Regions from separate parts of the Homo sapiens genome. Here all the other regions are linked to region 1. The links are chromatin loops, found by intact Hi-C in ENCODE. Cell type or tissue: heart right ventricle. All regions are shown on one strand. Region 1 has its middle 4.8 kb from the start of MIR8070. Region 2 overlaps GALNT18 (polypeptide N-acetylgalactosaminyltransferase 18). Region 3 overlaps GALNT18 (polypeptide N-acetylgalactosaminyltransferase 18). Region 4 overlaps GALNT18 (polypeptide N-acetylgalactosaminyltransferase 18). Region 5 overlaps LOC105379882 (a long non-coding RNA gene). Region 6 overlaps LINC02752 (long intergenic non-protein coding RNA 2752). Region 7 overlaps GALNT18 (polypeptide N-acetylgalactosaminyltransferase 18).

What was found. Peaks named below come from ENCODE experiments on the same cell type or tissue, not always from the same donor. Only the 100,000 strongest peaks of a DNase experiment are listed, where the experiment ranks them.
Region 2: it touches region 1 in a loop (2.8-fold over the local background); 30 of 110 quality-filtered maps call a loop at or near these places.
Region 3: a loop joins it to region 1, with 2.6 times the contacts of the local background. A loop is called at or near these places in 29 of 110 quality-filtered maps.
Region 4: a loop joins it to region 1, with 2.8 times the contacts of the local background. A loop is called at or near these places in 5 of 110 quality-filtered maps.
Region 5: it touches region 1 in a loop (7-fold over the local background); 80 of 110 quality-filtered maps call a loop at or near these places.
Region 6: it touches region 1 in a loop (2.5-fold over the local background); 17 of 110 quality-filtered maps call a loop at or near these places.
Region 7: a loop joins it to region 1, with 2.9 times the contacts of the local background. A loop is called at or near these places in 32 of 110 quality-filtered maps.

The regions. Positions count from the first base shown.
Region 1 is chr11:11,785,975-11,789,974 of GRCh38, forward strand. No RefSeq gene overlaps it. Among named protein-coding and RNA genes, the nearest start is that of MIR8070, 4.8 kb to the left of the region's middle. In heart right ventricle, CTCF peaks have their summits at 994, 1,975 (motif pointing left) and 3,967; a DNase peak (open chromatin) is centred at 1,987.
Region 2 is chr11:11,394,880-11,398,879 of GRCh38, forward strand. The region is part of intron 3 of GALNT18 (polypeptide N-acetylgalactosaminyltransferase 18); the gene reads right to left. Among named protein-coding and RNA genes, the nearest start is that of CSNK2A3, 44 kb to the left of the region's middle. In heart right ventricle, no CTCF peak of the experiment used is centred here; a DNase peak (open chromatin) is centred at 1,950; H3K27ac peaks cover 661 bases.
Region 3 is chr11:11,415,221-11,419,220 of GRCh38, forward strand. All of the region lies in intron 3 of GALNT18 (polypeptide N-acetylgalactosaminyltransferase 18), which reads right to left. Among named protein-coding and RNA genes, the nearest start is that of CSNK2A3, 64 kb to the left of the region's middle. In heart right ventricle, no CTCF peak of the experiment used is centred here; a DNase peak (open chromatin) is centred at 1,532; H3K27ac peaks cover 436 bases.
Region 4 is chr11:11,345,748-11,349,747 of GRCh38, forward strand. The region is part of intron 6 of GALNT18 (polypeptide N-acetylgalactosaminyltransferase 18); the gene reads right to left. Among named protein-coding and RNA genes, the nearest start is that of CSNK2A3, 5.5 kb to the right of the region's middle. In heart right ventricle, no CTCF peak of the experiment used is centred here; DNase peaks (open chromatin) are centred at 1,974, 3,544 and 3,904; H3K27ac peaks cover 1,070 bases.
Region 5 is chr11:10,932,191-10,936,190 of GRCh38, forward strand. It overlaps LOC105379882 (a long non-coding RNA gene), which reads left to right. Exons shown (of 4, transcript XR_001748122.2): 2 at 204-272; 3 at 1,257-2,120. Among named protein-coding and RNA genes, the nearest start is that of ZBED5-AS1, 76 kb to the left of the region's middle. In heart right ventricle, a CTCF peak has its summit at 1,704; a DNase peak (open chromatin) is centred at 1,741; H3K4me3 peaks cover 1,288 bases; H3K27ac peaks cover 1,522 bases.
Region 6 is chr11:11,146,102-11,150,101 of GRCh38, forward strand. The region is part of intron 3 of LINC02752 (long intergenic non-protein coding RNA 2752); the gene reads left to right. Among named protein-coding and RNA genes, the nearest start is that of LINC02752, 33 kb to the left of the region's middle. In heart right ventricle, a CTCF peak has its summit at 2,073; a DNase peak (open chromatin) is centred at 2,230; H3K27ac peaks cover 2,397 bases.
Region 7 is chr11:11,406,029-11,410,028 of GRCh38, forward strand. The region is part of intron 3 of GALNT18 (polypeptide N-acetylgalactosaminyltransferase 18); the gene reads right to left. Among named protein-coding and RNA genes, the nearest start is that of CSNK2A3, 55 kb to the left of the region's middle. RefSeq lists an enhancer at 2,838-3,339. In heart right ventricle, a CTCF peak has its summit at 1,621; no DNase peak of the experiment used is centred here; H3K27ac peaks cover 2,879 bases.

The DNA.
Region 1 (4,000 bases):
TAATAATAGAAATAAAGTGCATAATAAATGTAATGTGCTTGAATCATCTTGAAACCATTCCCCTGCAACCCCCCAACCCTGGTGAAAAAATTATCTTTCATAAAACCAGCCCGTGGTGCCAAAGAGGTTGGGGACTGCTGGTTTAAACAACAGAAATTCATTGTCCATGGTTTGGAGGCTGAAAGTCTAACATTAGGGTATCAGTAGGTGAGTTCCTTTTCAGGGCTGTGCAGAAGGATCTGTTCTAGGCCTGTGTCCTTGGCACGGATGGCACCTTCTCCCTATGTCTCTCCACATTGTCTTCTCTTCACGCATGTCTCTGTGTCCAAATTTCTCCTTTTTATAAAAACACCAGTCATATTGGATTAGGCTCCACCAGAATGACCTCATTTTAACTTGATTACCTCTATAAAGATCCTATCTCCAAATAAAGTCACTCTCTAAGTAGGGCACTGGGGATGAGGACTTCAACATACGAATTGTCAGGTGATGCAATTCAACCCACAACAATGACTAATGAAAATTGTTACCATTCATTAGGCAGCTAACACATGTCAAGGATATAACTATGACTTTTTAGCACCCACAGCATATCTTCGGGTTATCTACTAAGAAAGTGGAGGTTCAGAGCATTTAAGTGACTTTCGAAGATTATTATACAGTTAGCAACTGGCAGAGCCAGGATTTGGATCACAACTGTCTGATCAAACCCATGTTCTCTAAATGTCATTTAACAGTGTCCTTTTAGTTGGTTCCAACTAGCCAGTGACAGGATCGTTCTTGTGAAGGTGCCCATCTCTGGATCTCCTCTGTTCACATGCAGATCCACTCGGACTCCAGAAGATCGTAGACTCTCAAAGCAGGCAGGACCCTTTGATGTCATCCTTTCCACCCCCTACTTTACGGATGAGGAAACAGAGTCCCTAGGAGACTAGTTACTTGCAGGAGGTCACATAGGAAGTGGGGATGTTCTGAATCTGCTCTCTACCCAACACTGCCTCTGCTGGAAGAAATTTTGAACTTTGCTGGTGGATCTAATTTATTTGGCAAATGGTTTCACAGATTTAAGCCATTTATACAAAATCATGAGATTAATCATTATTAATCAAACACAATCTGACACCGTATGAAATAGGCAAGGGATAGGTCTGTTATGCAAGCATCCTGCAGCCTTAATTACTGAATGGCTGGAATGATGGTCGGCCCCTCACATTTATCACAAGAAACATTCAGCTTCTTAGATAACTCATTTTCTATGCCAATGCTTTGAACAGTAAGAAATAAAGGAAACAGCAATCTGTGCTTGTCACAGGAGATGTTATCTAGAAAAGGAGGAACACATCAAATGTCCACATCCACTCTCAGACTGCACACGCAGCATTGCTCCATAATAGGATCAATCTTCTCTCAATTACCAGCTCTGGGGCACAGCCACCTTGTTGAGTGTCTAGAGCAAATGTCCCCTGCCATGTGATAGACATATGGCATTCTGCTTTCTCTGTCCCAGAACAGAGACCAAGTTTCTCAGGATCATTAGGCAAATGTTAACAGAACTGAGACAGCAACACGACCACACGACCACAAGGCTTGCAGCATCAGGTGTGATTCTGTGAAAAGACCAAAGCCCTACTTGCTGATTCAGCTCTGCTTCTCAGAAACTGTACTTCCTGGGATAGATTCCTTCAGCTTCTGGGACTCAATTTCCTCATCTTCACCATGGGGGAAAGGGTTGCCTACATCACAGGTTGTGAGGATTCAATAAGATGATGGCTGAGAAAGTGCACAGCGCAGTAGCTGGCGCTGAGTAGGGGCTTAAGTATTTTTTAATTAAAAATATATGGCAAATAATTTTCTTCCCTCTAAAGCTCATCTGCAGTAATCTATTCTTCCCTTATTCATACGCAAATAAGGAAGGACGGAGTTGTAAATATTATGGGCCTAACTTGGCCCATCTCTGTTCTAATGCTGCCACCTGCTGGACAGCCAACAACCCACACAGGTATTTCAAGGGGATGCCCTGATACTAATGGGAGACAATCTCAGATGCATCTAGGCAAATCCTTCCTTCCCTAACACACTCCCCCTGGCCTCCATCCTTCAGATCTAGACCTAGTGCACCCCTGACTTATCGGATCCTGGGGTTGACTCACAACCTAATTTCCTTGGCAGGAGGTATTTTTCAGACAGTGTGACGTCTGCCTAATAGATCACAGCTCCCAGCATTGGGAACATGAGGACAGCTATGGGCTGAGTTGCCCAGGGAGTTCGAAACGAGCATGCGGCCTGCAGACATGTTTTGTTCAAACTGCATCATATTGGCCCACACTGTGTTTAATAAAATTCAAATTACCCACCAGCACATAAATATCAGATTTCACCTAAAAACGTGGATATTTTCAGCATGTTGTAAAATCTAAAGATATAGCAACACAAGATCCACACTCCTTCATGACAGCAATTAGCCAGAGCAACTGCTCCCTTCAGCCTGAGCATGGCCTCACCAGTGTGACACACTCCCTACCACTCCCTTTCGGACCTTTCCCTTGACCTGCTTCACTTAGGTTACTCTGCCCTGGCCCTGGAGCCACAAAAATTGTTGTCTCCCTAAACCAAAGCACAAAGCATTGCATAGACTAGGATGGCTAAATAGAGCAGCAGGAGTGAATAAAAGAATGATTTACACCTTAAAGTAATAATGTTAATAATTAGTAATTACCAAGCACTTACTTAGCTTGTGCCAGGCACAGAGGAAAGCACTTTGACCCTAACTTTTTGACCCCAAATATATTTTCATTCCATGGTACATTTAAATCTCACATTTCTGCTCTTCTCATTTGCTTTGTTCTCTGTGCCAAGAAATATAAAATCCCTAACTCATCCAATTCTTAACAAATATTACCTGCAGAAAGAATCTGTTCGAAGTAAAACTAGCAATGGCAAAAGCTTCAAACAGTAAAATTTGTTACGACCAAAAAATAAAAATAAAAAAAGAATCCTACATCTTAGGTAATATTGAAAATAGAAAATTCGAACTAAAAATTTTCATATAAAAGAATAGAATTTTTAATCCCAGCACTTTGGGAGGCCGAGGCAGGTGGGTCACTTGAGCCCAGGAGTTTGAGACCAGCCTGGGGAACATGACGCGACCCTGTCTCTACTAAAAATACAAAAATTAGCCAGGTGTGGTAGTGCACACCTGTAGTACCAGCTATTTGGGAGGCTGAGTGAGCCAAGATCATACCACTGCATTCTAGCCTGGGCAACAGAGCAAGACCACGTCTAAAAAAAATAAAATTTTCTTTACAAATTTTTACCTGTCAATTTTACCCAGGAGAATTGTACTTGCTAACAACAATGGCCAAGAAGAAAACTCACAATAGTAAAAGTAATAATTAAACAAGATAAGAAAAAATGCTAATTACTGAGCCTTAAAAAAAATGTATGTGGAAAAAATTGACCTCAGTAGAAACAACTTCAGTAGAATAAAACTTTAAATTGGGAAAAATAAGAAATCACTTAAATGTATTGTATAGAAAATGGTTCAAGAAGTTATACTGGGTCTATAATTCTTCCCTTCCCCCCTATATCATAGAAAATCCATGTCAATAGCCTAGCATGTATCCTTCCATATATTTCTCCATATTTATTTAATCTCTCATACTCACATTCATATTGAGGGAGGCTTTTCATTGATTGTCTTACAAAAATCTAATCATACTATGCACATTTCCTGACATCTTGTTTTTCTCACTGAATAATATCTTACAGAAATCTCTTTCAATCAGACTGGGCTTATGCATAGAAAAGAAAGCCTATGAAAGGGATTGCTAGGTGGAAGGAATCCACCAGCACTTTTTATTTTTAAAAGAAGTTGTCAGATTACTTTCCAAAAGGACTGAAATAATTTACATTTCCTTGGTCAAAATTATGCAGGGGCCTTTTCCCTACATCTCACCAGCAGGCGGCATGACTGCTGCTTCCCACTAGTCTGACGGGGTAA
Region 2 (4,000 bases), 390 kb before region 1:
AGGCCTGATGCTCTCACCATGGAAACGACTCATAGACCACCCAGGTGAGAGGCTGGGCTGGCCCAGCCAGGGAGCAGGGTCTGACATGCTGTTAGGGACCCAGTCTGAAGACAACTCAGCACACAGACTCAGCTCTGCGGTATAAGGCAAAGTTGATCTCCAGGTTCAGAACTGGGGTTATCATCTTTCCTGAATATTCATTCACTCATTCAGCAAAAATGTGGATGACACAGTGCCAGGCACCCATCTTTAAGTAAGGTTCAGGCCCTGTCAACCTGGGCCTTGTGAGGTCCCACAGTTGGAAGGTTGGGCATGGCTGGTGTCCCCATGCCTCTATGACAAGTTTACAATGCTGCTGGCCCAAGAGAGCCACAGAAGACAGCCTGGTGATTGGTAATGAAGTGATCGTGTCCAACCAGGAGCAGAGGAGCCAAGAGGAAACAGGAAGAAGGAAAGGGGACAGGTGGCCTTGGCCTGCTTCAGTGCCCACTGTGTGGCAGGGCCTGTGCTTCGTCTGCATCAGCTCATTTAATCTGCATATGTAGCAGGGCCTGTGCTAGGGGCTTCACCCACATTTGCTCATTTAGTCTTCACAATGATCCCATGAGATGGGGAAACTGAGACCCAGAGCCTATAAGGATGGTGAGGAGGCAACATCAGGGACCTCAGGGAGCTTTAGGTGTTCCTGCATGAGGCAAGGGCCAATTGATGTGTGGCAAATAGAAGTGGCCACTGCACTTGAAGGGGAGGTGAATGAACCTAAAAAACCACTTTCAACAAGGTATCTCCCTGCAGAGCGGAGGTAATGATGCAAAGAAAAGAGAGAAGGAAGGAGGCCCATTGGGAGAAAGACCAGCAGGACAGAAACAAGCAGCAGAGCCGAAATGAAGAAAGGGAACCTCACTCTGGATGAAGGAAGATGGCACGAAGGATGGAGAGCAGGCTCTGAAACGCTGGGGAAACAGGAGGGGAAAGCTAGACCTTCTGTAGGCAAAGCACACTGACCATGACCACGATGCAAATGTCAACTAATTAAAAAGAGACTCTCAGAACCAGTGGGCACAAGGACAGCTGTTCCTGGCTACTGCTAAGTGGTGGAGATGGGGAGGGGAGAGGGAGGGGGGACACAGCCAGGTGGGAGAGGTGCCATTTTCCTGGGGTACAGCTGAGCCTTACCCAGCAACAACCACTTCCCTCTGTTGCTGATCCCCATGGGGCTGAACAGTCCCAAAGAGTTAGAGAGAAAAGTCTTTAAAGTCTGGGCAGGAAACCGAGGAACTCGGATAGCTGTGTGATACATTCATTGCTTTTTTCTCACCGAATTTGAAAGAGCAAAGAACTGGCACGACAGCGGCTGGGTCTGTCAGTGGTGTTCGCAAACAGTGTTTGGCTTTCTCGATTCTGGCCTGGGATCCACAAGACATGGATCAAGAAGGGCAACATTTCGAGAGGTGAGGAAGAGAGAGTTTGCTTAGAGATTAAATGATGTCATCAGCAGTGGGGGGAGGAGAAACGCATGAAATGGGTTACTATGGAGAGCTGCAGGGATGATGGAGAAAGAATTCACGTGTGGGAGGTACCGATGAATCAGACGAGGAAACTATCCAGATGGGAGCTGAAAACAAAACTTCCCTCCTCAGAAGTCTACATAGCAACACGGACAGCTTGGTAACAAACAAAGAAAATGGAAGCCAAGCGTGGGGATGATCTCATGGCAATTGCAAAGATTTGCACGCGGGACTCCAGTCTGGGGCAATAGTGTGGTTGGGGGCAGTAGGGATTAACGCCACCTAATCTAAGGGTGAAAGTGTTTGGTGAGGTCAAAAGGGAAGAAGAACAGAGGTGAGAGCTCTGGATCTCTAATCTGCAGTTGATGCTCTGACCAGATGGAGGGAGAGAGAGGCTGTATTTCTGGCCCGCACTGCAGCATCAGTGGGGAGGAAAATAGGGAGGGTCTTGGCTGCCAAAGGAAAGGCTTTCATTCCAGTCAAAGCAGGGTGCTGGACAACTTGCTGAGCTAACAACTTCCTCTCCCAGTGGCTGGAGAGAATGATGCCATAGTTCTCTCCCCTGTGCATCTTGGGGGTCTCTGGGAGTCAGAGGAAACCTAGGAGTCTTTTCCTGTGAACAAATGCACCCCCATGGCAAATGTGTGCAGACACACACATATCTACATACACAGACCCCCTTTTGCCTTTTTCGGGGTATTTAGGAGGTCTCCAGAGACCACCCATGGTTCTCCTAGGACTCTGCAGGCAGGCTCTATTCAAAGCCTTTTGGTATTCTGGGCTTATCAACTCCTATCACCCACAAAGAATTGAGTGGTGAGGTGGAATGTTGGGAACTGTAAGGGAAATGCCCGTGTCTTTTCACAGTGCCTGCTTGAGAGAGAAGGGGAGGCCAGGTATTCACAGAGCCTGGGTTTTAGTAGACAGATATCAAAGAGTGTATGGGAAAGAAATCTGTGGATTGTAGGCTTTGGGAGGAGATTCTCAAAACCAAAATTCTGCTTGTATAACCAGTGATGATCCAAAGCAGGAAGAAAAAGGGAGGAAACCCAGAATAATTAGGACCTGGAGAACTCTTGAGGACTTTTATTTTTTGAGACAGGGTTCACTCTGTTGCCTAAGCTGGAGTGCAATGGCACCATCTCGGCTCACTGCAACTTCCACCTCCCCGGTTCAAGTGATTCTCATGCCTCAGCCTCCCAAGTAGCTGGGACTACAGCCGCCCACCTGCCACCATGCCCAGATAATTGTTTTTGTATTTTTAGTAGAGACAGGGTTTCACCATGTTGGCCAGGCTGTTCTTGAACTCCTGGGCTCAAGTGATCCACCTGCTTCAGCCTCCCAAAGTGCTGGGATCACAGGCATGAGGCACCACACCCGGCCCACAAGGGCTTATATTTTTAAAAGGGCATAGAAAGAAAATAGAAAGGAGATTCAAAATTGCAGTTGATTGGGCTCTGTTAGAACAGTTAAGAAGATGAGCAAGAAGGGGCCGCTGGCTGGGGCCAATGGCATACTGTATGAGATGCCGGAGAGAAAGTGCAGCCCCTCAGCTTCCATTCAGCCGCTTGCATCCATGCCTGGGAGACTAATGTGCAATTTGAAGGGAAGAGGAAGGAAATTAACATTTATTAAATAACTGCAATGTTCCCTCACTGAAGTGCTCCACACATTATAGGCATTATTTAATCTTCAAAACAACCCTGAGAGGAGCTTTTGGTATTTGCATTTTATAGATGAGAAAACTGGGATGTTAAGCAATGTGTTCAAGATTGCACACTTAATAAGTAGCAGAGGCTTGATTCAAATCTGTATATGTCTTTTTCCAAAGCGTGTTCCTTCTGTGTCCACTACCTCCCTGTCTAAATCTTAGAGGTCCTAGGATAAACCCATGCTCTGGGCATTACTACCTTGGCTAGCTCTGCCTGAGCTCACTGGGTAGCTGGTGAAATAGAGGAAAGGGCTAAATAGTCACCATAGGAAATATTGGCTGTGAGGCAGCAAGCACTTTCTAAGCACTTTTCACTAATTCATTTACTCCTCCCAACAAGCTTATAGGAAAGAGCCTTTAATCCCCACTCTTTTAAAGATGAGAAAACCAAATTCAGAGGCTTTATGGTAAGTCACCAGCTCATAAGTGGCAGAACCAGGATATGAACTCAGGCAGTCGGGCTTCAGCTCTGCGCAATTAACTACTCTGCTAAAAATGAACACATACACAGTGCCTGACTGATCCCAAGAAGCTCCAGTTTCCCAGCCCAGGTGACCACATCACAGGACATTGGGTTATCACTGAACTAATAGGAAGTTTTGATATGGAGAAGAAAAGGTTGGAAAACCAGATGGACGCATGGGATTTTAACCCAATGAGAGGAAAATGATTATTTATACTACAGACAATGGGACTTAACTCAAGCACAGGCAAGATTTCTTAAGAGTGGAAGAACAATGTCCCAGGCACATGAAAACAGCATGTACAAGTATCCTGAAAA
Region 3 (4,000 bases), 370 kb before region 1:
CCGATTGGGGACCTTAATTACGTCAGCCAATTCCCCTCACAGCAGGACTCAGATTAGTATTTGCTTGAATAACTCGGCGAAGTGAATATACACCACTTCCCAGGAATCAGGGCTGGGAAGGGTGGGGGATGACTTAGAATTCTGCCCACACAGTGATCAATAAATAGTTGCCGAATGAGAAAATAACGTGTCCTTGTAGCCACCTACTTGTATAATAAGTAGGTCCTCCAAGTTCATGTGAGTCTGTCTCTAGGTACAAGGCAGTTAAAGAAATACATAAGTAAAAACAAAAAGAGTCTAGTGGGAAATATGAGAAAGGAGAGGAGAGCCATATTGAACCTGGAGCTGGGAAATGTGGGCACAAACCCTAGCTTGGCCACCATCTTGCAGTGAGAACTTTGGTGACTCAGCTCCTATGGTTCTCAATCCCTTCATCTAAAGTGGGCATAAAAACCCTAAAACATAGAACAGAAAAGACAGAATCTATCTCCCACCCACACCTATGCGTCTTCCCACCCATGCATCCATGCATCCATCCACCCATCTCATTTGCAAAGCAGGAGGGTGGGATTTGTTTTTCCTGCCACGTAGAATTCAGGAATTCAGCAAGCAGCAACGCTCTCCACTGTTGGACTCACATGTCATAGGAATATGGAGTACACAGGTCTAGAGGGCAGCAGCTGGGCACCTAAGACTGTGGGAACTCACTCCAGAAAGATTAAACAGCAACCTTGAATGTTCTTTTCGGAGAAAATAAAATCACTTCAGCCTCATGCTTGAGCAGCCCTGGTCAGGAACACTCAGCAAACAACTTTGTTTTCTTTGATTCTCTGCATTAGTTCTTATTTTTAAGCCAAATGAAATTTGACAACACAGACAAGCTCGCAGACACAGTCCAGAGGAAGTGGGCCTGTGAATTAGCCAGAGGCCTCGTCCAATGCAGACACATTCCTTTCTTCAATGTCTAAGCTCCTTAGGGAAATGTGGAGAGTCAGTGCTACCACTGGGTAGCCTGGCATTAAAATCGTCCCTGCATTGCTGGAATTTTCTGTTGTATCACTGAATGTCATTTGGTGACAAGTTAATTCCTTCCCACTGTCTGATGGAGAACCCGCTCTGCACCTCCTGATCTCATCAGCAGGATCCTTCAGTCAATTTCCTCCCGAGACCAGGGTCGGGACACCCTGCCAAGGATGCTGGGAACCTGACCTTCACCATTAACCCTGTTGGAGACACTCTTTTTAATTTCCATTTGGCATGGAGCTCATGTAAACTCTGAGCCCCTACTTAATTTCTAATTCATTTCTGTCACCCCATCAAATTCATCAGGTGAGGAAAGGTTTAAAGATTTGCTTTTGTAAAGCTCCAACTCACATTCCTTTCCCTGGATGAGAGAAGCACGGGGCCCAAGATCTATTCCTGAGTTTTGTTCAGCTCTGACGTGCTGTGGTTATTTACTCCCAGATGGCAGCCGCCACCACACCAACCACAGCCACCACAGACATACTCCACAACCATCCCCCAGGGTAGCAGGTCACAGGCAGTGCAGGAAGAGGAAGCCACACAGGGGAAGGGAATTAGGGAAGCTAGGGCAGCGTGGCGAGCCATGGCACCTCAAAATGATAGCAGCCCAAACCCTGAGCCAACCCATGAATAGGACTGAGCCCTGCCCCATCCCCTCCCCCAGCCCTTGCTCCTGGGCAGAGTCCTGCTGAGATGAGCCCCACCTGACTGACAAGCTGTCCTAAGTGACCCTTCCTCTATGTGACTCCTCTGCAGCCTGGTCGGCTTTCTCAGGCACTGGCCACATCTATTCCTACTCCTGACTTGGACCAGGGAACCTGATTCAAGTTCCTTCCAATGTCTCAAGATTCAGGGAAGTGACTCACCCAGGATGGCATCTGAGTCTACAACCCAGGGACAGAATCCACACCACCATTGCAAAACCATGCGCCTTTCTGAAACGGCTGCTCAGCTCAGAAGGGGCCTCCCTGAATCAGTGGAACTAAACCATATAGCCAACGATGATGCCCTCAAATTGTGCACACAGTGAAGGAAAGTTGCACAGAGGAGTGGCTAATTCAGCCTATCTGGAGTGGCTACTTTCTGAGAAGTGAAGAACAAGTAATTATGAGAGAGACGGAGAGAAAGGAGGAAAGAGTGCAAGAGGGGGTTTTCAACAGGGATGCCTGAGATAAAAAGCATTTCAAGAGAAGCTTCTGCTTCTCAAAGTGGGAGTCAATATGGCAGAAGCTGCAGACAGACAGACTAGGGCCATATCTGACCTGCCCATGTGTCTTGTTCAGCCCACCAAGCATAAAAGTGTGAATCTCCAACTTGAGAAAACTTGCCAGTCCTGCAGGCCAGCAATAGGCTGGAGACAGTGCTGGCTGCCCCTCTCAGGAGGGCTTGGGCTCATTCTTTTGTTCACCAGTTTCCACCACTCCTTATTGCCTTGCATCGGCCCACATCCCATATTCACACTGTCTAGCCTTGTTAGGCAACTGAGTTTAGGACCCCTGAGCATAGAACAAGGTTAAGGACTCAGTCTCTGCAGCTGGATCCAACTAGGGCTCAAATGCTGGGTCTGCCATTCCCAGCTGTGTAACCTGCAGCTTCTCTGAGCCTCAGCGTTCTCATCTGTGAAATGAACATGGTATTAATAATACTAAGATGTATCTCCTATGAATGTCCTTAGGGAAAAATGAGCTAACACATGAAAGATGCTTAGCTAAAACAAATAGCTCTTGTCTGTATTCACTTAGGTTAATATACCAGCCTGAAGGCGGGGTGTATATACCTGCGAGGAAGACATGTATTCTGATGATAGAACTACTAAATGGCTCTGTGCTCAGCCATGCATTGTTTAAGGAAGAGGAGTGCTGCCTTCCCCTATGACTTTGAAAACTCTTCTATCCCCATGTTTCTGTCTCTGTTTCCCTTCAGTCCTCAGAGTCATTCACTGAGCCCTCATGGGGCATACAGCATCGGGTGAGGCTTTGTAGGAAAGAGAGAAGAAGGAATCAAAGAAGTTGTCTCTATTTAGGATTAAGTTACTGCTGAATCTCAGTTTCCTCATCTATGAGATGGGGAGAAATACTGAAAAAATTAAAGAAGCCATGTGTAAATATGCCTGGCACAGTGCTTGGAACACAGCAGGTACCTAATAAATTATCATGTTGATTCCTTCCCTAATTAAGACGATTCAAAAACAAAGGCAGGTTCTGTCTTTTTCCATCATCATCTCCATTTACCCAAATCCATTCAATCACCAAGGCCCAGTTCAAATGCCAGCTTTTCCAGGAAGCCCTCCCAGAGTGACTGAGATCTCTCCTCTGGGCTTCTCCAGCACAGTTTCCCTTCACCTGTGGCTCATGGCACTCAGCACTTTGCTTTGTGTGCTTTGCTTATTTGAGTGTTATCATCTGCACTCGGCTGCCAGCTCGCTGGGGACAGAAACACTTTCTCATCGGTCTTTGGATTGGTGTGCTGAGCGTGATGGCTGACACTTGAGAATGCACTCTGTGAATGTCTGTTGAATGAATGAGTCCAGCTAGCAAAGCACTGGACCAGGGTTGGTCTCTAGGCATTGCCATGAATTAGGTGTGTGATGTTGGGAAACTCACTTAACTTCTCTGGATCGCAGTTTTCTCTCCAGTCAAATGAGGATGTTGGATTAGTTTTTAGGGCTGCCTGCCCCAAACTGCCCAATGCCCCTTAAGGGAAGCCCATTAGAGTGGGAGGGACCTACACAGTGAACCAGGTCACTACCCTAGTTGTAGGTCAGGTGCTCAGTGGAGAACCACCTGAGCCACTGGAGAAGGCCACTGGAAGTCACAGTATGGGCACCGGCGATGGAAAACACAAAGAGAATCACATATCTCTGCACGCAGGCCATGCCCTCTTTGGTTGGCTACAAATCAAGTCTCTACTCTAGCAGCACAGAAGGGGTCAGAGTCAGCCATGGGGCCATCCAGAAAAACTAGCCTTCTGTTAGTGG
Region 4 (4,000 bases), 440 kb before region 1:
GGCAGGTAGCTGGGTACCAAAGGGGTGCCTGAGAAATGAACACCAAGGGTTGGAAACAGAGAAGGCAGGTGTGGTCGCAGGGAACAGGGCACAGGAAGAAACCACCAAGATGTAGACCCTAATTTACACATACGATGGTGAGGGCATGTGCTGAGTCCTGCAGGCACTGGGCATACTTGACGGCACATCAGCACAAGGCTGGGTCCTGAGGCTTCTGACGGGCACTGAGCAACACGTTCCTTGACTACACTAAGTTCTTTCTTCTCTCTGTGCCTTTGCACCTGCTATCGCACGTCCTGAATAATTTATCCCCCACTTACGACCCAGCTCAAATACGACCTCTTTTGATTTGCCCAGTGTAAATTAGATCCCCTCTGAATATCTTTAGTGCCCTGCCTTTTTCTTCATAACACTTACTCAAAATACTTTTACTTCTGTACTTATTCTTTAAATGTCTGTCTCCCTTCACTGGACTATAAGTGCCATGGAAACAGGATCGTGTCTGTGTGTTTACCACTGTATACATCAGCACCTGCCACTTAGTCTATATTCAATAACTATTATTTGAATGAGTGAATCTAGGAATCTGAGAGTCCTGGGCTTTCACTGACTATACAGGCATGGTTTTAACTAGCTCAGCGGGATGCCCTAATAAAGGTCATAAACATAAAATGTGGCTAGATTTTACTGAACACAATGACTTTCTTCAAACTCAAGTGGTTTTTCAGCAAAGCTCTGACATTTAAGCGCATACTGCTGCAATCAAAGAGAGTTACTTGGGCTGCAGAGCTTAAATTAATGTCGTAAAACCTAGGAAGTCATCAAATGAGCACAGGCGATAGCAGGCAGCTTCCTCTTGTGGAACCATGAACTCACTGGAGAGAAAGGCTCCAACCTCACAAAATGCTCAGATATGCCTACAGAGGAGCTGCTGGGACCACCTCCCACATGTGGCCAAGACCCTAAAGTGGATTGTAGAGAACAGTTACCTGGGGCAGAGCAAAATCACACTCACCACCGGCCCTTCCCAGAAAACCCTAGTACTGTTATCGCTTCTGAAGAGGCTTGAAACACCCACCCAGAAATACAAGAAAGCATGGAGGTCTTAGGGGCTGGTGGAAAGGGTTTAAATCCTGGCTCTGTCATATATTAGTCTTTGACTTGGACCTGTCTTTGGATGTCAGCTTTTTCTTGGGAATAATGATTCCCCAGGTTTAAAAGAGATGCTGTATATGACAAGCTCCCACGAGCAAAGGCGGGCATGTAGTGGGTTCTCAGGGAGGCTCAGATCACTTTCTTATCCCAGGCTGAGGAGCCACTGGTACAAGGTCAGGGTTACATCTTGTATTGGCCACTCACACAAACAAGCCTCCTGCTCCCAAGCCTCAATTTCCCCCAGCTGCCAAATGGGGGAGCTGGACTCAATGTTGTCTTAGGTCCCCTCTACTTTTTGTATTCTGTGATTTTGCATTTTCTAGCCAGTGCCTCAAATGATGCCCAGTACTTGAGACACAACTGAGAGTTGTAAATTGGGTTAAAATAGGGACACATAGTAGACAAAGCAATGGGATGTAGTTTGATAATCTCTTCTACTCCAAGACTCATGACTGCTCCATAGTCTATGACAGGGATGGCAAATGAGTTTACACTCCTGTGTGAAATCCATTTGCTTGTTAATATCCTTCTGAAGCACTGTGTTGGGAAGAATTCTGAGGCTCTGTCCAGTCTCAGTGGAGAAGTATGCCACAATTTATTCATTACGGTTACCATGGGTAAGGGACTGGGGTTGGTGGCACTTCAGCCTTGTACTTCATAGCCACATCCACAAGATCAGATCTCAGATACTGTGCAGCTTTCATCTTCTTATGACTTTTAATGAGCTCTTTGCTCTTGGCAAACTGTTCCCACTGTTCTCTTAGCCCAGAAAGCCTCCTTCCTGCTCTCCACATCCATCCAAAGCCGGCCTGGCCCAGCTCCTCCAAACTCTTGGAACTAATGACTTGTACGACTCATGTGGTCCTTATTTCTTGGCTCATGTGGTTAATTATCTTTTTACGTGTAACTGTCTCGCCTAACTTGGCTGCAAAAGCAGAGACAAGAGTGAAAAGCCAAAACCAGCAGGCTATGGGGAGGAAGACGAGGTGGATGCAGGCTGAGGCTGAGGGCTGGGGAGAGCTGGCAGAAGACCAGAAAGTCACTCGCAGAGTGGCTGAACGGTCAGAGATGTAGGCAAATAATAGGGGTGGGCAGGACACTGACACTCCAGGCATCCTCCAATTTTGTACCCTGGGCATTTCACTCACCTCATTCTATCCTGGCTCTGCATGGGAATAAGAAAGAGAAGAGAGGGCCGGGCATGGTGGCTAACGCCTGTAATCCCAGCACTTTGGGAGGCTGAGGCAGGTGGATTACCTGAGGTCAGGAGTTCGACACCAGCCTGGCCAACATGGTGAAACCCCATCTCTGCTAAAAATACAAAAATTAGCTGGGCATGGTGGCGGGTGCCTGTAATCCCAGCTACTCAGGAGGCTCAGGCAGGAGAATCGCTTGAACCCAGGAGGCGGAGATTGCAGTGAGCCAAGATCGCGCCATTGCACTCCAGCCTGGGTGGCAAGAGCAAGACTTCGTCTCAGGAAAAAAAAAAAAAAAAAAAAAAGGAAGAGAGGTCAAATCTGGACAAGGCCAACACAAAAGCCAGAGGCCATCAGCAAGTCAGGTTCAGGGCGTGCAACAGAGCAGCCAGGATGAAGACAATGTCAGTGTGGAGATAACCTCCCTCCAAAATATCTCACTCCCACACTGGTAACCTTTAGTCTCCAGATAACAGCACATTCCTTAACATGGTTTGCAAGACCTCTGAGAACTGGCCCTGTCTCTTTCCTGCAGCCTCATCTCTCATGCCATCTAGTTATGTCCAGTTATGCCATGGACATAGGTGGATCACATTCTTGGGTTTCTGTCCCCTCTTTCTGCCACTCTCTTTACTGGAAATTCCCATGCCCCTACCACGTATACACTTATTTCCCTTGCTAATTCCCACCTACCTTCCCTGGCTGCCCTAGTTTTGGCTCATGCCTTGGCTATGCATTCCTATATCACCTGTAAGTCCTCTTGCACAGTATGTGTGATAACTCTGTGTGTGTGTGCAGCTTAAAGACACATAGTACAAAGAACAACTGTTGATCTTCCACCCCCCTTAAGAAGCAATGCTTTGGCAGTACCTTAGAAACCTCTGAGTGCTTTTCCTTACCCCCAGAGGTAACCCATTATCCTGAATTTTTTTAATAATTTCCTTGCCATAAACCTACACTGCACATTGTTTAGTTTTGCCTGTTTGTGAACGCTATATAAATAGAACCAGATTGTACACATCCTGCAACTTGCTTCTTGCTTCATTTATTTTCATCACCATAGTGTTCCATTGTATAAATATGCAGTAATTTATTTATGCTCTCTTTAGTTGGTCGACAGTCTTGTTTCCGGTATTACGGATGGTGCTCCTCGGAACGCGCTTGTATGTGTCTCCTGGTGCACGAGAGTGGGCAGGCCTCCATGTATTTATCTCACTGAAATTTCTGGAGCATAGGTTATATACACATGTTCAACTTTCCTAGGAAAAGTGACACTGTTCCAAATAATGTGGATCACATTATACTCCCACCAGCATGGATGAGGCTCATATTGCTTCCTATCCTTGCCAACATTTGACATTGTCCAACTTTAAAATTTTTGCCAATCTGATGGGCAAGAAATTCTCCCTCACCGCAGTTTTAATTTGCAACCTCCCCTGATTACTAGTGAGAGAGAGGTTTTTTGTTGTTTATGTGCCCACAATACCGAACTCTGAGAGAAGGCTCATGTCAACTTTGTCCTCACCAAGACACTAAACAGGGCTGGCACATGAGCGGTGCTCAAAAAAATATAAATTGCACGAATGAAGGAACCAGAGCTAGGCTTTAGTTCTGCGTTATCCTCAGTGCACTTTACTTGGTGTTCTCCC
Region 5 (4,000 bases), 850 kb before region 1:
GGAGGAGGTGGTGGGGGGAAGGAGATGAGGAGGAGGCAGCCTTGTGGAGGAAGGAGAGAGGAGGAGGAGGAAGCAGTGGGGGTCAAGGAGAGGAGGAAGAGAGCAGAGGGAGAGGGCAGATTTGTTGCCTAGGCACTGGCTGAGGGTCACGATGGAAGGAGGCAGTATTTATTTTTTAAATTTATTTGACATATATTTACAAGGCAACTACATTGTCGGCACTGCCCTAGGCTCCAGGGCCACAGAGACAACCATAGCTTCAGCCTCCTGCTGTGAGTACTCTTGTCGGGCGACATAGAAAACATACATCCCAGGCTGGGCGTGGTGGCTCACACCTGTAATCCTAGCATTTTGGACGCTACGGCATAAGCATTGCTTGAAGCCAGGAGTTTGAGGCCGGCTTGGGAAACAGTGAAATCCTGTTTCTACACAAAATAAAAAAATTAGTTTGCTGTGGTGGTATGCATCTGTAGTCCCAGCTACTTGGGAGGCTGAGGTGAGAGAATCACTTGAACCCAGAAGTTCAAGACTGCAGTGAACTATGATCGAACCACTGAACTTCAGCCTGGGCGACAGTGAGACCCCTTCTCAAAAAAAAAAAAAAAAAAAAAGAAAGAAAGAAAACATACATCTCAGCAGTATGGGTAATGGGCCAGTTAGTCAAGTGCGCTTTGCCTCAGTTTCCTCGTCTGTAAAATGGGGTTTATTAGGAGACCTACTCTGTAGAGTTTTTTTTCTTTTTTCTTTTTTTTTAAGAATTAAATAGTGTTTCTTTATAAAGTAATAATGTGGTGCAAAGCACAAAGCAAGCACTCGGAAAGGGTTTACCTATGAACATTTGCACTGCCGGGTCTTGAAGGAGAAGGCATTTGCCAAGCGAGAGCAGAATGGGAAGAACTTTCCAGGCAGAGGCCACAGAGGCAGTAAGAAGGAGGGGGGCGAGGATGATTGTGGGCTTAATAACAGTGGTGGGCATGAGGATTACCTGCAACAGCAGCACCCTGTGGGGAGGTCTTGCTAAATATTCAGATTCTTGGGCCCCTCCTTAGACCTACAAGATCTGGGTCTCTGGGCAAAGCATGGGAATCTGTGTTTTAACTTGCTCCCCAGAGATTTCTGTTGCACCCCTTCCCTCCACCCGATCCCAGGGCTCTGTCCTGGTTCAGGCTTTATTGTGTTCAGCTGTGCTAGAATAAACACCTTTTTAATGGATCCTCCTTCAATCCTATAACCTGATTCTCCTTCAATCACCTCAGCCGAATGACATCTCTCAGAAATCTTCCCTGACTGTCCAGGCGGAATTAATGGTTCACTTCCCTGTTCCTCTATACCTTGAGCATCCCTCTACAATTGAATGCTCCTTCATTCCATTTCATTGCACCAGCATGTATCGAGGGTCTACTGTTATCTATCGCTGAAGAGAATGATTGCAAAAAACTTGAATGAACATGGAAAATGCTGATGATCAGATTTCCATTGAAAAGAAAGGTGTGCTCCTTGGGGTGGGGGTGTTGTTGTAATTGTCAGAAAATGTTTAATAAAAGAAACAGAAATAACAATAATCTTGTTAGCATAATTGTGAGTGAACTTTTGCTCTTTTTTAATTCTCAAAAATACCCTAAACATCATGTTTCACGGTCTTTACAAAAACACCACCACAGAAACAACAGAAGCCTCCGGGCCTGAGGTGTCATACTGGGTATGGCCACATGGTGTCCCTCCAGCTCAGTCTAAACCTTCCAGACTACAGTCTTCCAACAGTCTCCGCTTCGCCCAGCAGCCGGGGCTAGTCCGAGCCGAGCGAACCCTAAGCTACGGGAACCAGCTTCTTGGTGCTGTCCCAAGAGTGGAGAGGAGACAGATGAACGTTTCTCAGGCTAGAGGAAGGCGGTTTATTTGCTTCCAAGGGTTCCAGTAGACAGTTCTGACACGAAATTTCGTTGTGGAGGGAACTTTTAAGACTGTGTGAAGGGAGGGAATGGGAAGGGTTTAGATTTGCATAGTAGGTGGGCAGCTTTGTGGCGGTTGGGAGGAGGTTTGGATGACTTGAGAGAGACCAGGAAAAAAGCTGGAGTCCGGACTGAGGAACGGAAGGATACGGAGTTTTTTTGTAGGCGAGGGTAAGGGGCAGCAATGGGGTTGGAAGGAGGGGTTGGGGATGTGTTTGCACAGCAAGCATACTATTTATATCACACATCCATAAGAAAAAAGTTGTAAAGAGGCCCTTCCCCGTCAGTATTTTACTTCGGTTTTCTTGCCAATCCGGCCCCAAACTCGGAGGTTTTTTTTTTTTTTTTTTTTTTTTTTTTTTATGCCAGTCTGGCCCCAAACTCTAGCCGTTCACCTACATACTGGGAAACTGTTATGTTTTCGGTTTGATAGCAGACAGGCAAACTTTTTAGCAGCATTTGGATTTCCTGTAGGACGGTGGTTCTCAAACTGGTGCGCATGAGTGTCACCTGGAGGGCTTGTTAGAGCAGATGGCTGGGCTCCACCCCAGAGCTCCTCTTTCAGTAGGTGTTGGGTGGAGCCTGAGAATGTGCATTTTAATAATGTTCTCAGATGGTGCTGATACTGCTGGTCTGGAGAACCAACAATGTAAAGGAATTCATTTCCTAACAGGTTCTGCCAATGTTCTCTCCACCTTAAAAACCAAAAGCCAAAGAACCCCAATTCTCCCCCTGGATGATGGGTATTTGCGATTGCAGGCACTTTAAAAAGTGGTAGAACTCACCTTCTGGTTTTAGTTTAATTTTTTGTTTGTTCTAACCACTGTCATTCAACACATAATGGTTTTAGATATTTATTGTTAGCTTTTGCCTGTTTAGAATTTTTGATCTTGTTGCTATGGATGGTGTTTGCTATAAAAACCTTGATGGCTGGGGAGTGGAGTGTTCCAAAGGAAAATGCTCTTATATTCAAGTCAGTTCCTCTGCTCTTATCTGTACACCACACTGTAATCCCTAGGAAGGAGACTCTAGAGGAAAAGGGGAAGGCGGGAAGGCTCAACAGCTGGGACTGCCATAGGTTCAACCAGTCCACAGCCCTAGAGGGGTGCATGCACACAGTGGAGCTGTCTCTTCTCCTCTTAAGGGGCAGCTCTGGGCTTTGGGGTACCTGAGTCTACAGTAGGAGGGAAACGAGAACTGGTCTCAGCTCCTACAGGTACTTTGGACTTTACCTCCTCGGGTCTTATATTAGTTTCCTATTGCTGTTGTAACAAACTACCATAAATGTCATGGCTTAAAACAACTGAAGTTTATTAGCTTACAGTTCTAGACGTCAAAGTCTGAAATGGGTCTTGTTGGGGCTAAAATCGAACGCTGTGTTCCTTCTGGGGGCTCTAGGGGAGAACCCGCTCTTTGTCTTTTCCAACTTTGTTTTGTTTTGAGACAGGGTCTCCCCCTGTTGCCTGGGCCAGAGTGCGGTGGTGCAATATAGCTCACTGCAACCTTGAACTCCTGGGCTCAAGCACTTCTCCTGCCTCAGCCTCCTATGTAGCTAGGACTATAGGCACACGCCACTATATCTGGCTAATTTTGTTTTTTATTTTTCGTGGAGATAGGGTCTTGCTGTGTTGCCCAGGCTGGCCTCAAACTCCTGGCCTCAAGCAATCCTCCCGCCTCAGCTGGGATTACAGGCACAAGCCACTGTGCCCAGCCCATTTCCAACTTTTAGAGATTGCTTGCATTCCTTGGCTCCTGGACACATTACCCTGATTTCTGCTTCTATCACCACCTCTCCTTTTCTGACTCTGAGCCTCCGGTCTTTCTTTTAAAAGGGCCCTTGTAATTACACTGGGCCCATTTGGATAGTCCAGGATACTCTCCCCATTTTAACTTAATTCCATCTGCAAAGTCCCTTTGCCACATAAGGTAACATGTTCATAAGGTCTGGGGATCAGGATGTGGACTTCTTTGCAGGGGGTGAACTGTAATACTCATTTATAAAGTATACTCATAAAGAATTGAAAATACAGTTCAGACAATAGAAGAGAAAC
Region 6 (4,000 bases), 640 kb before region 1:
ACATGAATGTACACATGGAACTTATTCTCTCCCGGGCTGTGACCCTGGAGGGTCAGATGAGGGACAAAATCTCTAAGCTGTGACAGGGAGTAAAATAGAGCTCTCTTAAGTACCACAGTCACTTAAACTTCAACAGTTTTCAATATGGTACCTAAACCCCAGTAGCAGTAAGCTAACAATTTCACGTCAGGATGAAATAGGAAGCAACATTGGTCTACAACTTGGAGTTGATGGCCAAGTACAGAGTTTAAGACCTTTGCTACTTGTTGGGAGTACAACCTTGAAGTACTTATCTCCCCTGAAAAACCTTAGTTTCCTCATCTGTCAATGTGGATTACAAGCTCTACTTCCCAGGGCTGCCATGAGAACTTCGCATGAGATTCTGATGGAACTCACTTTGTACATGATGCTGCGCCACAAGGGCCACCCTCTTCCTCAAGTCCCTGCCTTGCTCGGGTGGATCTCAGCTACCAGGGAGCAGCACACCATTTGCAGTTTGGATTCCATTTCCTCTTGACTCTTCTTTTCATTATAAACATGATAAAAGTGAGAGAGACAGATGGCAAGACTTGATTCACTTTTACAAAATGTTTTTATGGTGTGAATGTAAAGCTGAAAATGAGGGGAACGAGAAGCTTTCTCGTTCCCCTCAATATCAGGGGAGTTGGGGAGGTGGTGAGCCCAGTGGGGAGGTTTTGGCCTCCAGGGGAAAGCTAATTGCCCATGGCTTGAGCAGTGCTCCCTGCCACTCGTCTACCACTCTGGACACCCTAGGACATCACTGTCAGTGAGGAGAGACAGAGAGCAGATAGACTTTCTCCTTAAAGCACCTTCCCGAAGGGACACTCAAAGTCAGACACTGGTCACTTACTGGCCGATGGCTCTGGGTTGGACCAAATGACGCTGCCCTTTCCAGCACAGTGAGGCAATGTTCTCTGGCTGAAGCCAGGGCAGCACAGAGTGTGCCTGAGTTCCTCTCAACATTTGATTAAGGCCAGGCTTTCCCAGCATGGCACAATCGACATCTTGAGCTGGATAGTTCTTTGTTGTGGGTGCTGTCCTTTGCATTTTTGTATGTTTAGCAGCATCCTTGGCCTCTACTCACTAGATACCAGTAGCACCCTCCCCATTCCAGTTGTGAAAAACAAATCCCCCCAGCGGCTGGCAAAACTGCCCCTTATTGAGAACTACTGGGGTGCCCCAGTAGTTGGCACTACTGATTGGGGTGCCCATTGTCTGCCCTTCTCGTGGGGCTGGACAAGCCAGATGGAATAGGCAGAGAGTTACCTGGCAGCCCTTTGCTGGGGATCTTTTGTCTACTCTCCACTCTGGATCAAGGAGCTCCACTGGCCTCTGACTTCTGGTTGGCTTTGGCCAGTGAGGAACACAGGGAGGAGATCCAAGGAAGGACAGAGGGCGAGGTCAAGGTATTTGTTCCCCCACTTCCTCCCTGCAGGTTTGAGGGTGTGGCTGCCTCCCTTGCAAAAGGCCACCTCTCCGTTTTAGTGGCCTGCTCCAGGTTCTGGGACCCGCTTCTCTCTTAGCCGCATCAGGCCTGGGGGTGCTAACAGCTCCTTCTCTCCCACTGCTGCCAGCCCCAGGGTGCTGCATGCTTTGGTCAGTTACCTCCACCCTGTCTTCACCTTTCTGAATTTCTCTAATTACTACATTTGAATGTGCCGTCTGCTTGCTGTTGAAACATAACTGATTTTTACAAACAAATGTTTATTTTTCTTGCATTAGTTCATTTGACCATTCATTTCTTCAACACATTATTTTTCATATCTACCTATCCTGGGCCAGGCATGATGCCAGGTACTGGGGACACAGAAATGGATCAGACATCATTCCTGCCTGAAGGGAGCTTACAGTCTTCCTGCGGAATAAGACAGGAGGATGGTGATAGTCCGAGACCTGGTGCTCACGTGCTCTATGAGATGTCTGGTAAAGCCCTGGGGAGGACACAGGAAGAGTATGGCCTAGGGAGCCTAGTGACCCAGGGGAGAAGGTACTGGATCTCCTGCAATGATGACACATCATCAGGTGGTTCTACGAGGACGTCTCCAGATCACAGCAGCGCCTCCTAGGCAGAGACACAAAGTCTGCAGGCTCCTCTCTCCAGGCCCTGGGGACTCTCTCTGGGGAGGAGTAAGCTATGCACATTCAAGCCAAGAGCCTTCTTGCCAGGGCTCCAGAGCTCACTCACCCTGAGGCCCTCCCCTCTTTGGCTATTTGAAATTCCTGACTGATGCTGTGAAGAAAGAGAACATTCCAGCACAGAGAAGTCTTTCCCCGCAGCAGCTGCCAAACAGGCTCTTTGCCGAGGTACCTCCCTGCTGCCTGCCAGCCAGCCATATTTCAAAGGTCACAATTTCCTCCCTGTGGTTTTCTACAGAGCTAAAGTCTCCAGGACCCTGAAATAAATTAAAATATTGATTGATTCTTAATATTCTCTCAAATCTCTCAAAATCTCCAGGTCTTATATAAATCAGTGTGCCGGTTCCAGGGACTTATTCAATAATCTGCAAAGTATCCTGGTAATTACTTTTGGGCTGACCCCATGGCAGAGGGAGGCCACCTTTCCATCATTTTTAGGGCCCTGGGTACAGTAGCTGATCAGAGGACTCTCATTTCTTATTTTACTTACTGAACCTCTTCAACACAGTGCCTTGGACAGCACGAGGCAGCCCACCTGCTGGAACGAGTCTGTCGGGCAGACCTGGGTCAGGAACTTGCCTCTCTGCTGCCTCTTTGCTGCCCTGCCTCATTCTGCTTCTCCCCTTCACCCCTCCCACCTCATCCCCTGCCTTTTACTCCAGGGTCCTTAGCTTTTTAGTTCAAGGACAAGGCAAGGATAGTTCAGAAATTAATTTAATAACACTCCATTTCTTCAGATTAAGTAGAGAGCTTGTCTTATTGGGGAAAAGCTGTCTGAAAGCCTCAAGCACATGGGACTTTCTGATGCTGCCCAAGGCAGCTGCCTGGATTTCAGGAGCGAGGGTGGGATGGGAAGAAGGAGCGGGGAGATGGGCCATATGCCTCTCATAACAGCGCTCGTTTATGCTGCAGTAAGTAATAAAGTGACTTCAGCTCATTAGGGGCCAATGCAGTTCTCAAAGAAGGGAATGTGTTCCTAAGGAAGCTAGAGATGATGCCTTGTGTACGGTCCTCCCTATCTGACCCCAACCACACCTGAGCCTTGCATTCTGCTGCAGCATCCTCTAACATCCTCCTGTCCTGAACGCCAGACAGGTGTACGGCCAGCCACCCTGGAACACGTTTTGCTCTTTCACCATTCTTAGCCTTTGAATATAGTAGTCTCTCTATCTGGGATGCTTTGCTCCTCTTTCCCCCATCTGAAAAACTCCTGGTCATCCTTCAGAGCCTAGTTCAAGGCCAGGTGCGGTGGCTCACACCTGTAATCTTAGCGCTTTGGGAAGCTGAGGCAGGCAGATCATTTGAGGTCAGGAGTTCGAGACCAGCCTGACCAACATGGTGAAAGCCGATCTCTACCAAAAATACAAAAAATTAGCCAGTGTGGTGGTACATGCCTGTAATCTCAGCTACTCGAGAGGCTGAGACAGGAGAGTCACTTGCAACTAGGAGGCAGAGGTTGCGGTTAAAAAAAAAACAACCTAGTTCAAATGTGAACTCTTGTGGGGAACTCCCATACTTCCTGTGTTTTCCTCTGCAGCTGAGGATTCAGACAAACCTCAAAGGTATTTGCAGACATGTCTGCAGGTGTCTGGCTTCCCAACACCTTAGAGTAAAGCTCTCATGGTGACCTATAAGACCCCACGTCATCCACCTTTCATTATCTCTCTGGGCTCCAGCAACATTGACTGCCTTACTGTTCTTCAAACGCCGGCCACCATTGCCCCCCACCCCACCCAGGTTCCTTGCATATGCAGTTCCCTCTGCCTGGGATGCTGCTGTTCCCCACAGCAGAGGTGGAAGAAGCTGTTCTCACAGAGGGGACATGGAGGTCACATTTTAGGTC
Region 7 (4,000 bases), 380 kb before region 1:
TCGGAGAGTCCCAAACAGCTACATGAGGATAAACATTCCCCCACAGTGTATCTCCCTATTGTGATTTTCTCCTTGTGAACTGTGTAACTTATATCATCATCTTAATAAAAATATATCTGTGAGAGCAATTGTATGTCATTGAATTTTAAAATAATAGCCATATTTTCCAAGCACCTACTATGGGCTAAGCATATAGCCTGGGTTAGTGGCTGCCAGGGCTGTTGTAGACAACCCTCCTTTGGTAGGTAGGAGGATAATCATCATAATGTCTGCAGTTTCTACAAGATAAGAGTCTGTTGTAATGACTCAGCTCAGCTGTTTATTGTACCTTTTCTGGTTTTCCACCTTGGTATCTGGTGACAACTATCAAATTACAGTTAAAGGTTGAAATATTCTGTCTCCATAGGGCTAACTTTTTATACTAAATGAACTGAAAGCTGGTAAGTATCACAAAACGCTGATATTTCCAGCCCCCTGTCCATCTCCAAAGTCGCTTGCAGAAATGGTTCGACATTTATGTACTATTTCAGCCATGTTGAAAGGAAGGGATGGTTCCCAGTTGCCATTGCAGTACAATAAAGGCAAAGTTGAACACCAGGGACCCAGAGGGTTAAAATGCCATACAAGTCGGGGCAGTATACCAAAATAATTTCAAAATGTGGCCAAAGCCATATTCTGGAATCACAGTCATCAAAACAAATATGATAATCAGAATACATGGGAGATGCCTGAGATAAAAGCCAGCAGAACAGAAAGGACATGGGAATTATCAAAGTCAAATATAGTCCAGGGTCATGTCCTTGGCCAGTGGATGTTCCCATCCCCGCCCTTTTGGAAGAAAGCCCAAGGCCTTGCCCCATAGGTGTGGGTCTTCAGGTTCTTTGCAAGAGGGTGAGGCCAGGAGGAATATTATCCCTGGAGGGTTTGCACTGAGGTGAGGGTCTCGGGGCCAGGTTGGACCAGGAGGAGGCCTTCCTTAGGACAGCTTAGAATAGCCTAAGTGGAGAAAGAACCTACTCAGTTCAGGGAGGAAGCAAGCTCATTGCCAAAGTACTGAGCCTAATGGATTTAAACCAGCAGATTGCCAAGCCCAGGACTTGGGAACAAGCTGGGATTTTACACGTCATAGGCAGAGACAATGTGTTCAGGCCAAGGCCGTAAAGGGGAGGAGTGCCTGAGGATGGCTGTGGATGGCAGGGGCTGGTTTTAAAGGTTGGCGTGTCCAGCTGACAGTCATCCTTCTTTGCAATCGTGTGGCTTTCTGACAGACCAGGCAAAAGGCTGGTGCTGAATCGCTGAAAGCACCCTCCAATCAGATTAGCAAACATTCCCTTGAGGAAACAGACCAGGCCACTTCTGCAATGAAGAGGCAATTAGGGAAGCTGCCTTCCCCTGAGAGAGCCACCACCGCTGAGACACAGCCTGTGCCACTTCAGCACACACGTCTCTGTTCTGCAGAGCCAGAGATAAATAGCAAAGGCCACTGGGCTTCAGCCCCATTTATTATTATTCAGAAACAGCACTGCGGAGTGTTCTCAAAGTCAGCTGCATGATGTAGCCAGCCAATGCTGCCAGATGATTTAGGGGACAGGAGAGGAGATATTCCCAGTAACCGTGTTATCCCAGACAGTCAGGAGGCACTGCAGGACAAGGGAGCTGCAAAACTTTATTTGGCCACTGAACTTAATAAACCTAAAAGGAGGGCAAAGGAGAAGAGGGAGCATGGCCAAACAAAGGTTTGGAAAGCTAAAGGAAAAGGGACCAGATCCCCTGGGATTACGAGCAGCAGGAGTAAAGAGCGGCAAGCCATGGCTGCTCCACAGAAGAGAGGGAGGGAGGCCAGGGCAGAGCTCCCAGCTGCCTGTTGGATGCACCGAGTGGAGGCCCCACCCGCAGTCATTCACTCCTTGAAGCAGTGTGTCCTGAGCGCCCTATAAGAAACATTGTGTCTAAGATGTAGCCCTCTCCCTGAGGAGTTTACAATAGAGCTGCCCAGAGAGAGAAATTATACAAAACAGTAATCAGAAAACCATACATTAAAAAGTATATACTACTGGCCAGGCGTGGTGGCTCACGCCTATAATCCAAGCACTTTGGAAGGCCAAGGCAGGCGGATCACTTGAGGTCAGGAGTTTGAACCAGCCTGGTCAACTCGGTGAAACTCCATTTCTACTAATAAATACAAAAATTAGCCGGGTTTGGGGTCGGGCGCCTGTACAATCCCAGCTACTTGGGAGGCTGAGGCCGGAAAATTGCTTGCCGGGAGGCAGAGGCTGCAGTGAGCCAAGATCGTGGCACAGCACTCCAGCCTGAGTGACAGAGCAAGACTTCATCTCAAAAAAAAAAAAAAAAAAAAAAAAAAGGAATATACCGCCATGTGGCCTAGGGGAATGTTCCTCTCAATGAACAGATCAGAGAGCACCCAAGATTTATGCAGAGAAGACTCTGGAAGAAGGTGAGTCGGGCAGAGGAGGCATATGCACACCAAGTCGCATTCCTGCCTTCCAAGAGTCGCCGTCTCTTTGGGGTCACCTGTTGTGACTCCTACTCTCCCACTTAAACAAATGTTTCTTATATAAAGGAAAAGAGGCTGCCCCCTCAGTCTCTGTGGGGAACTGGCAAGGCACCCACACCTGCATCGTAGGCAGGAGGGAAGGTCTATTTTTGCTAGGACCCAGTGCTGATCTGACATGCTAACAGCCCCTACTGGGCCCAAGTCAGTTTCCATGGCGTCTGGAGCCTCCACCCTCACCCCTGACCATAAGTTCCTTGAAGACACAGGATGAGTATATATGGCACAGGGCCAGGGTCAGAGCAGTGCTCTGCAAAGGAACCACTTGATTTGGGTCAGTGAAAAACTACATTCCTAGGCTGTTCTCAAGGCTGACACGTGAGCCCAGATGATCAGGCTCCAAAAGGCAAAACAGCAGCAACCCACAGACACATATGTGCGTCCTAATCACCAACTCCTCCAACTTTGACGTGGTGGTGAGGCATTGAGGTGTCACGATGTATTTTTCAAGGGAATGTGTCTTTAATTAAAAACAGCCCTGGTACCACAGGCTAGAGGTGAAACCAGCATTTCCTTCCAAATGCTACCAACAGATGCCACTCCCTGCTGAGGCGTGGGAGGCTGGTGGCTGGTGGCCTTCTGCCCACCTGCTTCTAGCTACTGGCTCATGGGGGCAGCCAGGATGCTCTTCTCCCCAGCTCCCTGCTCAGGGTCAGCAGCTCAAATCCTGGGAAGGAAACTCAGTCAGTGTCTGGGTTCCTAGTGCGTGAACTCCCTAAAGGCAGTCTGTATCCCTGTCCTCCCACAGGGCAGGCCCAGCAGGTCCCAGAATCAAAGCCGCCTCTGCTCTCTGCACAGTCTGGTCTGGCTAAAGGGCAAGGCCTGGAGAGAGTTTGGGACTCCACCCGGCCACAGTCCTGGGACTCGTCAGATCTCTATCTTCACCACAAGCCAGCCTTCCTGTGCTCAGCCAGGTCCTCTAGGGGACCCCGGTTCCCCAAAGTGAAGCCCCATGATACATCTGTACCCAGATAACTCCCCGTATCCTCTCTGCCCACCCCCACCCCAGCTCCATGCTCTCCCCAGTCACTAGAGGCAGCTCCATGCAGGAATCTCTGATCTCAGCCCTTTCTAAAGACAGTCATTGTGCCCTGCATTTTATTCAATGTTGTCCTTGGTTCTAGCTTTGTCCCCAAATTACTATGTGAGTTGGAACGGGGAACTAATAAGGGGACTGGACCAAGTCCTGAGTCCCCTCTGCTATGTGAGTCTCAGGTCTTCTTTCCTCTGTGGGCTGACTTCTGTCTGTCTTGTCTGAGGTCACCTCTATCCCTGCTATCTATGTAAACAAAGATTAATACACAGTGACAGGTCCATAGCTAAACCTTAAACTCCATTGGAGCAACTAGAAGTTAACTCAAAGCTCCCTGCACTACCAGGGTTACGCCCTGCAGCACTATCAGCCAAGACAACAGCATGGGCTGGGCA